Linked DNA regions of Mus musculus: regions 1 and 3 are each linked to region 2. The links are chromatin loops, found by intact Hi-C in ENCODE. Cell type or tissue: gastrocnemius. All regions are shown on one strand.

Region 1 (4,000 bases), 410 kb before region 2:
GGAGGTGCCGTCTAAGGAACTCAGCCTTTATGGCTGTACTGAGGGTTTCTGTGTTCAAGTCAGAACCCGCTGGGTCTCTGCCACCCCGGGTCTCTGCGGCAGCTAATTGAAATATCCCAAAGGAGTTTAATAAGCCCATGTATAGAATCACTGGGAATAGCAGATCATTTGAAAACTGTAAAGGCTCTTATCAAAGGTTTTCTAATAATAGTGCCATATTTAAAAAATTGATTAAATATAGAGAGGGTGTTAGCATAACGCACGTGAAGGGAACATTTCCATTGTCTGTGTCATCAGTGTTTCTGGGCCATCGTCTCCCCAGAAACAGCTATGCCCTGACAATAGGAAAACAGAATTGTTTGTGTCTCTGCGGTGTTTTGTTTTGATTTCCTATTTTTCTTGTTTTCCTTTTGGCAAAGCGAGCCCTGTATGAAATCTTACCAGTTTTGCCACCAATGGTCATCTTTAAAGCATTCTGGCAAGTTCAGACTTAAGTCACCACAGGCATTTACAATTCACACCAGTGCAGCGAAGCTTGGTTACCTGAGGGCCCGCCAGATGTGTCATCCCCCAAGGGTACCAGCTGGTTACTGGTGTTCACAAATATTGGCCCAATGTAATGAAAAAAAAAATCAAACTCCCCACAAAGAACCGATAAGCTGATTTTTCTCATAAATGTTCAAGTTTATCAGGGTAGGACCAGGACTGAGAGAATGTGCAGCAGGTCCGTGGTACAGTTGGGATCAGAAGAGGAACACTGTCATGTGTGGCTCCATGGTAGGGTGGCTCAGATAATGGTAATATGGCCATCCCTTTGAAAATGCTGGAAAGGAGGATTCTGAATGCTCCCTGTGAATCAATTTTAAGTGTTCAACATGACAGATATGCGACATGCCCCTAGCTGATTATTACAGCATGTTTACATGTACTGAAAAGGCACACTGTCCCTTATGATTTATACACAGCTGTTCAGTGTCAATTAAAAGCTTAAAAATGTTAGCAACCAAGTTAAAGACTTTAAAATATAAATATATGCCTATGGCTTAGATTGGGCTGGTGGACTCCATGTCTGTGTGTGACGTTAGGCATAAAGGAATACCTGGAGTCTAAGTGACTAACCAGTTCAAGTGGCCTTCTCCCGTGCTTACTGTGGTTGCTTACATACATCCTGTCTAGGTTCAGAGCAGTACATTTGCAGTGGACACCCATGAGAAACAATCAGACAGGGAGGCTGGCATCTGAAGCTTGGGCAAGGTGGAGGGGAAATCCTGCCCATTATAGACAATCCCTTGTACCCCTTTCACTTCACAGGGAATGCCCAGAGCAAACCAGGAGGAGCACTGCATACTGCCTTACCTAGTTCTGCCATGGACACGGTTGGGGAAGTCTCTCCGTTGGTGAAGGAACAGTAGGGGAAGAAGCCAGATGCTGGTGTGTAGTCACATATGGGTTCGGGTTTGATCCCATTGATGTCCAATCCCGACTGGTCTGGGGAGGGCTGGATGTCCAGGTAGAAGCTGCTGACGGCTGAGTCGGCCTTGCTGCCCTCGGGGGTGTGCCCATCCATATAGGTGCTGAGGTCATCATGCAGTTCCGTCAGCCCATTGGCTGAGATGTTGTAGGTGGGCGTCAGCGGCTCCGCCTCCCCAGGCTGCTGCTGGTGGTCTCGCTGCTGCTGCTGCATCCGGTGCTTCTGCACCTCGGCGTACAAGCTGTCTCTCTGCTTCTTGGACATCCGACCAAACTTGACAGCTGGGAAGAGAGAAAGCAACGCACACCGTGAACCAGGCAGAGTTATCCTCTCTCAAGCTTTCAGGTTTCCAGAACATCTCAGAGCAAGTCGGCATAAAAGCAAGTCACCCACACGGCAAAAACAACTTCCTCAAGCTGCCCCCAACCCCCTTGCAAACACACCCTCCCAGGTGACAAGCTAGCCCAGGCAACCCTTCTTCCCTTGTTGGTCATGTGCCCTTAGGCTCATTAAGAATATAATGTTTTGATTTTTCTTTTTGAGACAGAGTCTTGCTAAGTAGCCCAGACTGGCCTTGAACTGGTGGCCACCTTACCTCAGCCTCCTGAGGATGACAGGCACGTTGCACCTAGCTCTGTGGTGTCATAATCTGGTCACTTTATATGACATGGCCTGGCCCAGACCCGCCCCCTTACTTTGTAGTGTTTGAGCCGCCAGGCAGAGATGCAAAGATTCATGGGATATACTGGGGCGGAAGCTTCATCTTTTACTAAGTATTCTTTCTATCCCATACATAAGAATCTGGGGCTTCACCGTGAAGCTGTCTATAGTTCCCAGAACTGTATGTCTATGAGAGCTGTGGGCAGGTGTGGCCTTGTCTGTATTTATTTTCTTTTTGGAGAAAATACATTTCACCATATTGCCCAGGTTGGTCCTGAAGTCCCAGGTACAAGCTGTCATCCTCGCCGCCTCTCAAGTAGCTGAGGCACAAACCGGGGCATCTTAGCTGGATCCATCGTTAAAGTGATACTTTGCTCTACAATCATTTAGCCTCAGGTAAAGAGAACATGGGAGGGCAAGGCCTGTAACGTCCCCTGGGGGAGGGTCTGTGTCTGTGGCACTTCTCAGGATCTGGCTGGGCAAGCATGGCAACAGCTTCCTGACTCACTGTCTCGGGTGTTTTTTTTTCCCTGAAACACTCATCCAGATATAGAAAACCTGTTTCCTCCCACCGACGGTGTCATCCCCCTGCCCTCTTGTCTAGGCACTCTACAGACAACGCTTTTTGCTGGAGGGATTTAGTTCTCCTAATTGATTATAGTTAAATTGATTCCTGATTGGGGGGACGACCTCATTTACTTCAGCCTTGTCAGAGTGACGGAGGGGCAGAAGGCAGGGGACATGGAAATGCAGTTGGGAACGAGAGCACTCCACTGACCAGCTGGTGGAGTCGTCTTGCCAGGGGAGGCTGTCTGCCCTTTCTACAGAGGGAACAAGCCAGGAGCTCAGCCATTCTGGGGCTTCCAGAGCTCAGAGAGGGTTGGGCAACAAATCACAACAACTTATGCTATCTTATGACATAGGTGTGTAAAGAGCCACCCTGAAGATACTTAATCTGGGGTGGGGCAGAGGCTATTTTAGAAACCCCATGAGGAAAGCTTCTACTCTAAAGCTACACTTTAACGTTTGTCTTAATAAAATGACGATTATATCCAGTGAGCAAGGGGAAAAAAGGACCAGCCCAAGGAAATGCATTTGTAACAGGCAGCTAGGAACCCTACCTGTCAGTTTGATGCTGAAGGCAGACAAAAGATGCAAAAAGGCTCTCAAGACATGTAGTGCGAGTGAACATGAGCTCGGGTGGCTCTGTTGGCCCTAAGAACAGCTGATGGTAGGAAGGGCAGACAGACACCCCACACCTCAGGAGATCTCTGGGGACGGTCAGTATACTCAGAAAAGTCCTTAAGCTGGACCCACTGCATTTCCTGCCAGTTTCCACGTGTGACTGTCTTGAATCCTGGTGTTATTCCGTGCACTTAAGAGTGGCTGCTTCAGGGAGGGATCTTGAGATGCTCTGTAACTGGAAAGTGGCCTATCCCTAGTTGTCATGCCTTCTCAATGAAGAATAACACCTATCACCCAGCCTCACTCACTATTTTCACACGTTTGGAAGGTGCAAAATTTGACTTTGGCAGGCATTTGACCCAGTTACCGTAAGAACTATTTCCTGCCAAATGCCAGTAGACTTACCAGCATTAGGCAAGTACCAATTTGTCCTGGCTTGGGTTTCCTGCATGAAAGCCCTCAGATGACACATACCTGTAGTTTCTGAAATGTTGACAACCTGAAGCTATTCTGAGTACAGGACACTTCGGTGTCTACCCTCACCGGCTAGTTGGCTGATTCCCATAGATCACGAATAAAGGAAGTGCTATGGATTGTAGGAAGCTGCCAGAGGGGCCCGGGAAAGGGTTGAGAGAGCCTCCCCTGACGGAGCAGCACCCATGTTGCATGCGCGTCTGCCCAGAC
Region 2 (4,000 bases):
AGAGGAAACCAGAAAAAGCAGCCCTAGTTTAAGGCCAAGGAGAGAACAAAGCCTCCTCCGAGCCTTGTTGACGTTTGTTAACAGCAGCCTGGGTAAAGAATGGGATTTGAGCAAATATTTGCTTGAGTGTAGAACCCGCTGAAACGCTCTGCAGTTACCCTCTAGGGTCAAGTCACAGAGGTAGCATGAGAGTCAACTGGAGTTCTGAGCAGATTGTTAGAGGCACCATGCATGCCAGGCTGTTCTCTCTTCTTAAAATTCACTTTGTCTCATGGTGCCACTTTGTTTCGTGTGTGTTCATGTGTGTGTTCATGTGTGTGTTCATGTGTGTGTTCATGTGTGTGTTCATGTGTGTGTTCATGTGTGTGTTCATGTCGAGGCAGAGGATAGACAAACTCAGGGCAAACGTGTCAGCTTTCCCCCTTTCCTTCCCTGTTGGTTCTTTTGAAACAACTTCTCAAGGTTTTACTAGGTAGCCAAGGCTAGCCTCAAATTTGTAATCCTTCCACCTCCGCTTTCCAAACACTAGCTTTATTGGCCTGCACATCAGACTTAGACAGCAAATTAATATAGAACTTTCCATGGTGATGTAAATTCTCTTTCTGACCAGTGCAATACTGGAGTCTCTAGTCCCTGTGTCCACAGAATACTTTAAATGAGGTTAGTGTGGTTGACGAACCACATTTTAAACTTCACAGGCTTTTAATTACTTTGAATTTAAGTATAAACAGGCTCTCATGGCCGGTGGCTCCTATGAGGGACAGGAGGGGACCTTTGGCTCTAAGAAGCCATGAAAGAAGCAGGGGAACAGGATAGGAGTCTAGGTTATACCAAGGAAAGCTTACATTTCTCAGCCAGTTACTAATTCCGGGGTCAAGCCCAAGACAGCAAGTCACATGAAACCCCAGTTTCTTTCTTCTGACAAACAGAGCTGATAATGGCTCCCTCTCAAATATACTGCAACCATTAAGTGAGCTAAAGCTCATGGTATATTATCTACCATGTACTGAGGGCTCCAGAGATGAAGGCTATTAGAATACCCATGCATTAGCCCTGAAAAGGCTATTTGTTGCTCTGAGTAACCCAGTATTTTGCTCACCAACATATTTACATCTAAAATAGAAGGGAGGGAAGATAGGTTTTTCCATCCACTGGGTGGAGACCAGAGAGGGAGGAGGAGGAGGAGGAGGAACGGAGGACAGGCATTTTTGCTTAGTTGACATTTTTTCCCAAGGCTGTTCCTGAAAGTGTCCTTTGATTGATTGGTTGAAATTACACAACATCTAGACAGATATTCAGATTCTCCTAGATGCCTCTGCACTGTATTAACCCTTTCGGTCCCACGAAAGCTATCTAGCTGGTCAGGGAGTATGTACTACTTGGCTCCCAATTCTCTAGAAGCAAAGGACAAGTCCTTGAAGTCCAACACCACTGCAAAAAAATAGCCGTAAACATTGGGTGGCACTTTGTATACTACTTGGGTTTTTTTTTTTTTTTCTTGAGCTGGAAAAATAAAGAACACAAAGTTGCTGTGGAAGCTGGTCCTCAAGTCACCTTGCCCGCAGACATGCCCACATCGTAATAATTTGCATTAGATCTCCCTTAAGAAACAGCATTCTAGTCAACCAAGCACTAGCAGTTAGAAATGACTGTGAGGATGCTAAACACCCATAATGCCTTCTCTATATACCGCATACAATTAAACCAGAGATGCTGAGTGTGGGACCCTGGGCTGGCTTTCATAACACCAGCCAAGGTGATTGGGAAGAGCAGTGCAGCATCAGAAGCAAGGGCTTGGAGGGAGAGCACCGCACAGAAACTCAGACTTTTCATTACAGGTGAGCCAGGCTCTATCTCCTCCGCCCAAGGGCTGATAACATCCTGCTGAGGCTTCACTTACTATGAGCTGCTTATTGCAAAGAGAAGATTTCTCAACCAGCATCCTCTTTAATAAAAAAAAAATCTAAGCTGGGGCCAGTTCCTCATTATTAGTGTTGATTGGGAAATCCCTCCATCAAACTGGCAACAGGAGAAGGCACCCTGCTTTAAAACCAAGCCTCCGAGAATTAGTAAACCTGAGTTGTCACCTTGACTTCTGCACACTGCCACCTGGTGGGGTCTGGTCTCAACTTCATGAGGCCTCGTCCTTGTGCTCCAGTCCCCTCCCCCAGTTGCATGTCATTTAGGAAAACAACAACTTCTTCTTCTTCTTCTTCTTCTTCTTCTTCTTCTTCTTCTTCTTCTTCTTCTTCTTCTTCTTCTTCTCCTTCTCCTTCTCCTTCTCCTTCTCCTTCTCCTTCTCCTTCTCCTTCTCCTTCTCCTTCTCCTTCTCCTTCTCCTTCTCCTTCTTCTTCTTCTTCTTCTTCTTTTTTTCAGTCCAATTTCCTGGTGCCTTCCCCATTGATCAGGCCTCCTTCTACTCCCTCCTCCCAACTGCTTAACATAATTATTGCTTTCACGTGGCAAGCTGTTTTATGTAATAGCTTTGTTTGTTACTATGGTTACAAGTTTTGTGGCACTTTGGAATATAAATCTGTCATCAGTCAGGAAGCAGCTTTGTATTCGTTGAGGTGCGGTCTCAGGCACGTCAGGGAGCTGAGTCTCTGCTTAGCTGAGTCTCTGCTTCTAAGGAGAGTGGTTTAACCAACCTAGAAGTTCCTCCAAGTCTGACTTAACACGGATGGAAAGTTGCTGCCCCACACCCACCCCATATCCCCCTAGACTAACCTAGCCTGAGTGAGGTATCCTGAGATACTCTATCTGAGAGAAAGTAGAAGCCAGCTGGGATTCAGAGTCAAAGGCACGTGCATTGCATGATGGGAGTCTTCTTGGTTAAGGGAGTCCTGGCTGGCGGATTATCCAGTTGCTGGCCAGGGTTCAGCAGCCCCTCCCAGCTTGTCAGTGTCTGGGTGTAATTCCTCCCTCTCACGCAGCCGAAACGTCAGTTATTTCAGGAGGGAAACAGTCCTATAATCTCTTCAGAAGACGACAAAAGTTCAGTCTTGCATTTCTTGTATCATTCTCTAGCGACCAAGCATGACGGTGTCTATGGTTTGACAGGGCTTCAACTCAGCTGAGTCAGGCCCAGCTCTTGGTACAGAAGTTGTAGGATTTCCTAGTCACAGCAGATGACAGCTAAAGTTGCTGTTTATACAGAGTGAGTCCCTGTGGTCACCGCAGTTAATCCTACCGACTCTGGGGGGTGGGGGGGGATATGCTGCCAATCCCTGGTATCAGCCCTGGACATTATTCCCATTTCTCAGAGAAGGAAACTGAGGCTCAGATCTACTGAAGATTTTCTCAAAGTCACACAAAGCAGTATGTTTTAGGGATTTGTTGCCTGTGGATCCTGAGCAGTTACATTCTCGGGAGCTTTAATTAATTGCCAAATTAACAGAACCACACTTTGAAGATTCAAACAGCAAAGATGGAAAGAGAAGTAAAAAAGGCCAGTCTAGGGTGTCTCACCAAGGCCTTGACTGATTCAAACCATCAAAAAGATACTTCAGCCATCTTTTTGAGGCTCTGAGAGAAAGTTGTGGGTCTGATAGCCCACTGGTAAATTTCCTGTGCCTCCTGATTAGTGAGCCACACCTTTCCAGTTCATTATCATAAAGCAGGTACGTATTTATTTACATGACACACAGGGCAGGGTACTCTGCACTTATATAATTTCATGGTAATTATGACTGGAGTTGCATGTGGAAACGTAGCACCCTGAGTTCCATGAATCCTGGCCCCTTCCTTAGAACTACCCAGTGATGTCATGAGTCCCGTGGCCTTTTAAGAAAAAGTTATTATGTAAGGGATTTGGTTTTTCACTCCTATTAGATTGAAAGGCAGGAGCCCTGGTGATATCAAGAATCTTTTTTTTGTTTTTTAATTATAATTTATTTTTATTTTCCTGGTAGGTGAGGATGTTGCTGTGCAGGCTTGTCCTGTCCGGATGCCCTGGTGGCAGGGAGGGGATGTGAAAGAGATGGGTTAGCTTCAGCTGAGG
Region 3 (4,000 bases), 340 kb before region 2:
GCTTGAATCTGACTATCACAGCATATAGGTGGCACCAGAATGGTCTAGCATACAGGAAACACTCAAGCATCGTCCGAAAGAAATATTTATGTTTGCACTGTGTTCTGTAGAAATCAGAAGTGAGAAATGAAGATAACAATCCGTGACAAAACAAAACAAAAAAAAATATATATATAAAGAAAAGAAATACAAACAGCATGCGGATCACACTTCTGGGTGGTGCACTTTGGAAAAAAAAAAAAAAAACAATTTGCTTCAATAGCTGATCTCAACCTAACCACAAGTCCTCACTTCTTAACCACGACCTTATTTCTAAGATCAAAGGGCCAAAGCAGCAGTTTCTCTGCACCCCCCAACCCCTTTTTGTTGTTGTTTTTGCCTTGTTTTCATGAAAAGTTCAGTTGCTTCTTTCGAGTATCAGCAAGGCCAGAATCATACTCCTTTAAAATCCCAGCGGTATCTTTCATCTTGGTTGGTTGTCTTTGCTATTACAGCTCGGGTCCCAAAGTTCAAGCCATGAAAAAGCCCACTGTACCTCGTGTTCTTACACCTCTGTGGTGTGTCCCCCTGCAACCCCCCAAGAGGCATTTCAGTGGGAAAATCAGTATTTTCAGGATTTAGATGCCTCTGGCTCCTCCACAGAGGTAAGATTGTTTCATGGTTGATACATCAGGCAAAGCCGAATTCAAAGCTCACTAAAGAGCCTAAAACTATTACTCAAATGAGTTCTTTTCTCTGACTCTACATGGAGAGCTTTTATGTGTGTTGTTATTTTCATTTTTCTGTCTGCTTTTGAGCCCTGTCTTTTGTTTTGCAGGCTGGTCTGTGTCAACTTTCCTAGGATAACCTTCAGTTTGCTCCTACCTCATGAGCGCTGGGATTACTGGAGTGCACCACCATGCCTGCTTTATGCAGGACTGGAGCTTGAACACGGGGCCTTCTAAATGTCAGGCAAGCCCTCTACCAAGTGAGCAACACCCTAGCCAATTTCCAGTCGTTTAACCTGTAAACTCTTTCAAGCTCAATCATCCTCTATCATATATACTTTATTTTTGAGACAACCTGAAAGTTTGGGTGAATTAAACCACCCGAGTCTTCAAAACCAAGGAGCTAAACAGTTTCTTCTGATGCCAAAAAGATTATCAGCGGTTATAATTATTTATATCCTCTGTGTGTGTGTGTGTGTGTGTGTGAGAAGGGGGGGGGGGAGAGCGCCTTGATTTGAAAATGAAAAATGTTAGATTTCACTGGCTTTTTTTTTTTTTAAGAAAAAAAAATCAAGGATGGAGAATAGACAAAACAAGGATTTCAATACAGGTTTAGCTGCTCAGGAACCAAATGCCACTCAGATTTAGTACAGACAACAGGGTGCTACGAACAAGCTTTAATAGAACTTGTTCCTTTAAAATGACCTTTCCTTCCTTCCAAGAAAACATTAGAGATTCGTTATCTAATAAGTCATTTCTAATAACTGCACAAGATAATGAATTACACTTTTGAAATTGGTGAAGAATGCCCCACAGCTGTCGAGAAAATATTCACAACCTTTGACCTTTTCCACTAGCCTGATGGGAATTTCATTGGCACTGGCATGGCTGTTGCCTGTCATGAGCAAGTATCCACTAGAGGGCAGCCTCATCTCAGATGTGATACTGCTTTGTGAAAAAACAAAACAAAAAAACAAAACAAAACAAAACAAAAAAAAACACCCAAAACTTATAAGAGCTTGTAATGTTCCTATAATTATTTTTGTGACTTTAATTTTTTTCCTGGGTAGTTTAAATAATCAACATAAGTCAAATAAAGTACCCATAAACTCTTAAGCCCCCGCTTCCACAAATTACAAGGATTACCACTAGGATTGATCCCCAGTCGAGTTATAGAGCCTTCTTTATGTACCTTAATATGTTTGAAACAAAGTTGTTTTGTTTTGTTTTGTTTTGTTAGTCAAGTCAGCCATATCATATTAGGCAGCTGGACCTCACTTTTTGCATCAAAATGTCAAATGTTTCCAGACAAACTGAAGTGTGTTTTTCATTTGAGGAAGAAATTGACCAAGATTGTGAGGTGGCTGAACGGTGAACCTGAGTGAGATGGGAGGCAGAGGGACATCAGAGCTCATGGGTAGGTGTGTGTGTGTGTGTGTGTGTTTGTGTGTGTGTCTTTTCAAATAGCAGTCTTCAGTTGGAAGGATCACATGTGTCCCCTACAGCATGGGAAGGTGGGCTCAGAACCAGAGGGAACTTATGAGAACTAAGCAGACATGTCTGCTTGATATGGGATGGTCTTTCTGATTTAACATGGAATAAGCTACCTCTGGAAATAGTGAACTCTCCAATCACAGGAGGGTTTTCAAGCATAACAGGACATTCGTGTCACCCACTTGCTGACGGGACATAGAATCTGAGTGACTTAAAGTTTCATTCCTTCCCGAGCCTCTGAAAGAACAGCACACCTCCATCCGGTACCCGGAGAGGTTAAGTACCAACCCAGCAAGAAGTGAGCTCCTGCGACTCCTCAAGAAACCTTCTATTTCTGCTGATGTGAGAGACGCCAAGCTTCTCAACACTATGCACTGATGCCCCTTCACTAGCAACACAACCATGCTGACCAGCATTCGACCACATGGAATGGATTAAAATAAAAAGACACACGTGTAAACCTCCTTCTTTGCCTAAAGATAAATGGGACAGGCAGACAAGTATTTGACTGAGTTCTGTGATAATGATGACTCTGTGCAGAGGCCAGCTGCACTTCACGAGGCTGTTCTATGCTATTTAGGAAAGCCAAGCTTGGTTCTCTCCCAGATCTTAATACCAAGCAGGCTTAATGAAAATCATGAAGAGCTATGAGAAGCAAATAAGAATAACCCCATTTGTACCAAATTGATTTTATTAAAGAGTAATTTAAAGATATTAGGCTCAGCAAAGCATTACATAATTGAATCTATTTTTCCCCCCATATAAACGGCAGACTTATCATTTACGCTAACTAGAGGCAAAGTTACGTACAGGGCATTTTTATAGCTTCCTTCGTGGGGTGACAGGGAGATGGTGGGACTCAGTTGCCTGGTCCAGCTCTATGGGGTATCTGCCGAAAGAAATTAGCTATGGCACGAGAGCTGTGTAGCTTCATCTTCTTCAACTCAAATGCATGGGCCCATCGGATGCCACAAACAGGCATATGCGTGAGCCATGAAGTGCACACAGATTGATACCCTGCCCCTATTGGCTTGGGAAATGTCTAGTCAACCTCAGATAAAAGCAGAAACCGAGAAAAGAAAAGTACCGCCCGGAGTCGACTTGGCCTTCCGTTGTACAGCCATGAGAGCAGAGGGTTAAGTTATCCTATCTGAAAACCCGACAGGGGCTAATGTTTCACTTAAAATAGAAAATCTAGAAACAATCTATTTCAAGTGCCTTTCCCCCCGACCCCATATTTCTCATCAGCTAATCTGAGCTCTTATTTAGACCTCTTCTCTAGGCATAGCACTCTGACAGCTTATGGGGAAAGCCTGTCCTGTCCTGTCATCCCCACACTACTGATGGTTTCACAGAGCTCAGGCGCTGAACCTCTCTATCCTCCAGTCCAAAGGCCAGAACAAATGGGAAGGATTCTTGGGGAGTGGCTAGATGGGGGCATAGTTCTGCCTGTCATTCCTCAAAGGACCTGGAAACATTATCAAACATCAGTTTATACTGGATGTGACAGGGGAATGTTTAAAAATTTACTTTAAATCAGAAAAATATAAAGTAAGTGTAGCCGATAGCGTAATGTGTCTAAAGGTTACGGCTTTGAACGATCAAATGTGAAACACACAGACTCAAGCAGCTTTGCTTGGTCTGCAATAAACATTGTAAATATGTAGAAAACAAAAAAAAAATCCATCTTTGACATTTCTTTTGGTGCTAAGGAAAGAAGAAATGAACATATGAATCTAACACTCCATCAACCAAGCTACACCCAGGCCTGCACAAACACCGTCATTACAAAGTATTCT

Evidence for each region. Peaks named below come from ENCODE experiments on the same cell type or tissue, not always from the same donor. Only the 100,000 strongest peaks of a DNase experiment are listed, where the experiment ranks them.
Region 1: it touches region 2 in a loop (3.0-fold over the local background); 6 of 42 quality-filtered maps call a loop at or near these places.
Region 3: it touches region 2 in a loop (3-fold over the local background); 26 of 42 quality-filtered maps call a loop at or near these places.

The regions. Positions count from the first base shown.
Region 1 is chr9:69,361,918-69,365,917 of GRCm38, reverse strand. It overlaps Rora (RAR-related orphan receptor alpha), which reads right to left. Exons shown (of 11, transcript NM_013646.2): 5 at 1,357-1,752. Gm15511 (predicted gene 15511) reads left to right here and starts at 1,671. Exons shown (of 3, transcript NR_136934.1): 1 at 1,671-1,922. In gastrocnemius, no CTCF peak of the experiment used is centred here; DNase peaks (open chromatin) are centred at 1,636 and 2,929; H3K27ac peaks cover 2,175 bases.
Region 2 is chr9:68,955,240-68,959,239 of GRCm38, reverse strand. All of the region lies in intron 1 of Rora (RAR-related orphan receptor alpha), which reads right to left. Among named protein-coding and RNA genes, the nearest start is that of Gm31262, 130 kb to the right of the region's middle. In gastrocnemius, a CTCF peak has its summit at 2,119 (motif pointing left); DNase peaks (open chromatin) are centred at 2,109 and 2,848; H3K27ac peaks cover 227 bases.
Region 3 is chr9:69,294,218-69,298,217 of GRCm38, reverse strand. All of the region lies in intron 2 of Rora (RAR-related orphan receptor alpha), which reads right to left. Among named protein-coding and RNA genes, the nearest start is that of Gm46153, 9.4 kb to the left of the region's middle. In gastrocnemius, no CTCF peak of the experiment used is centred here; a DNase peak (open chromatin) is centred at 1,615; H3K27ac peaks cover 2,915 bases.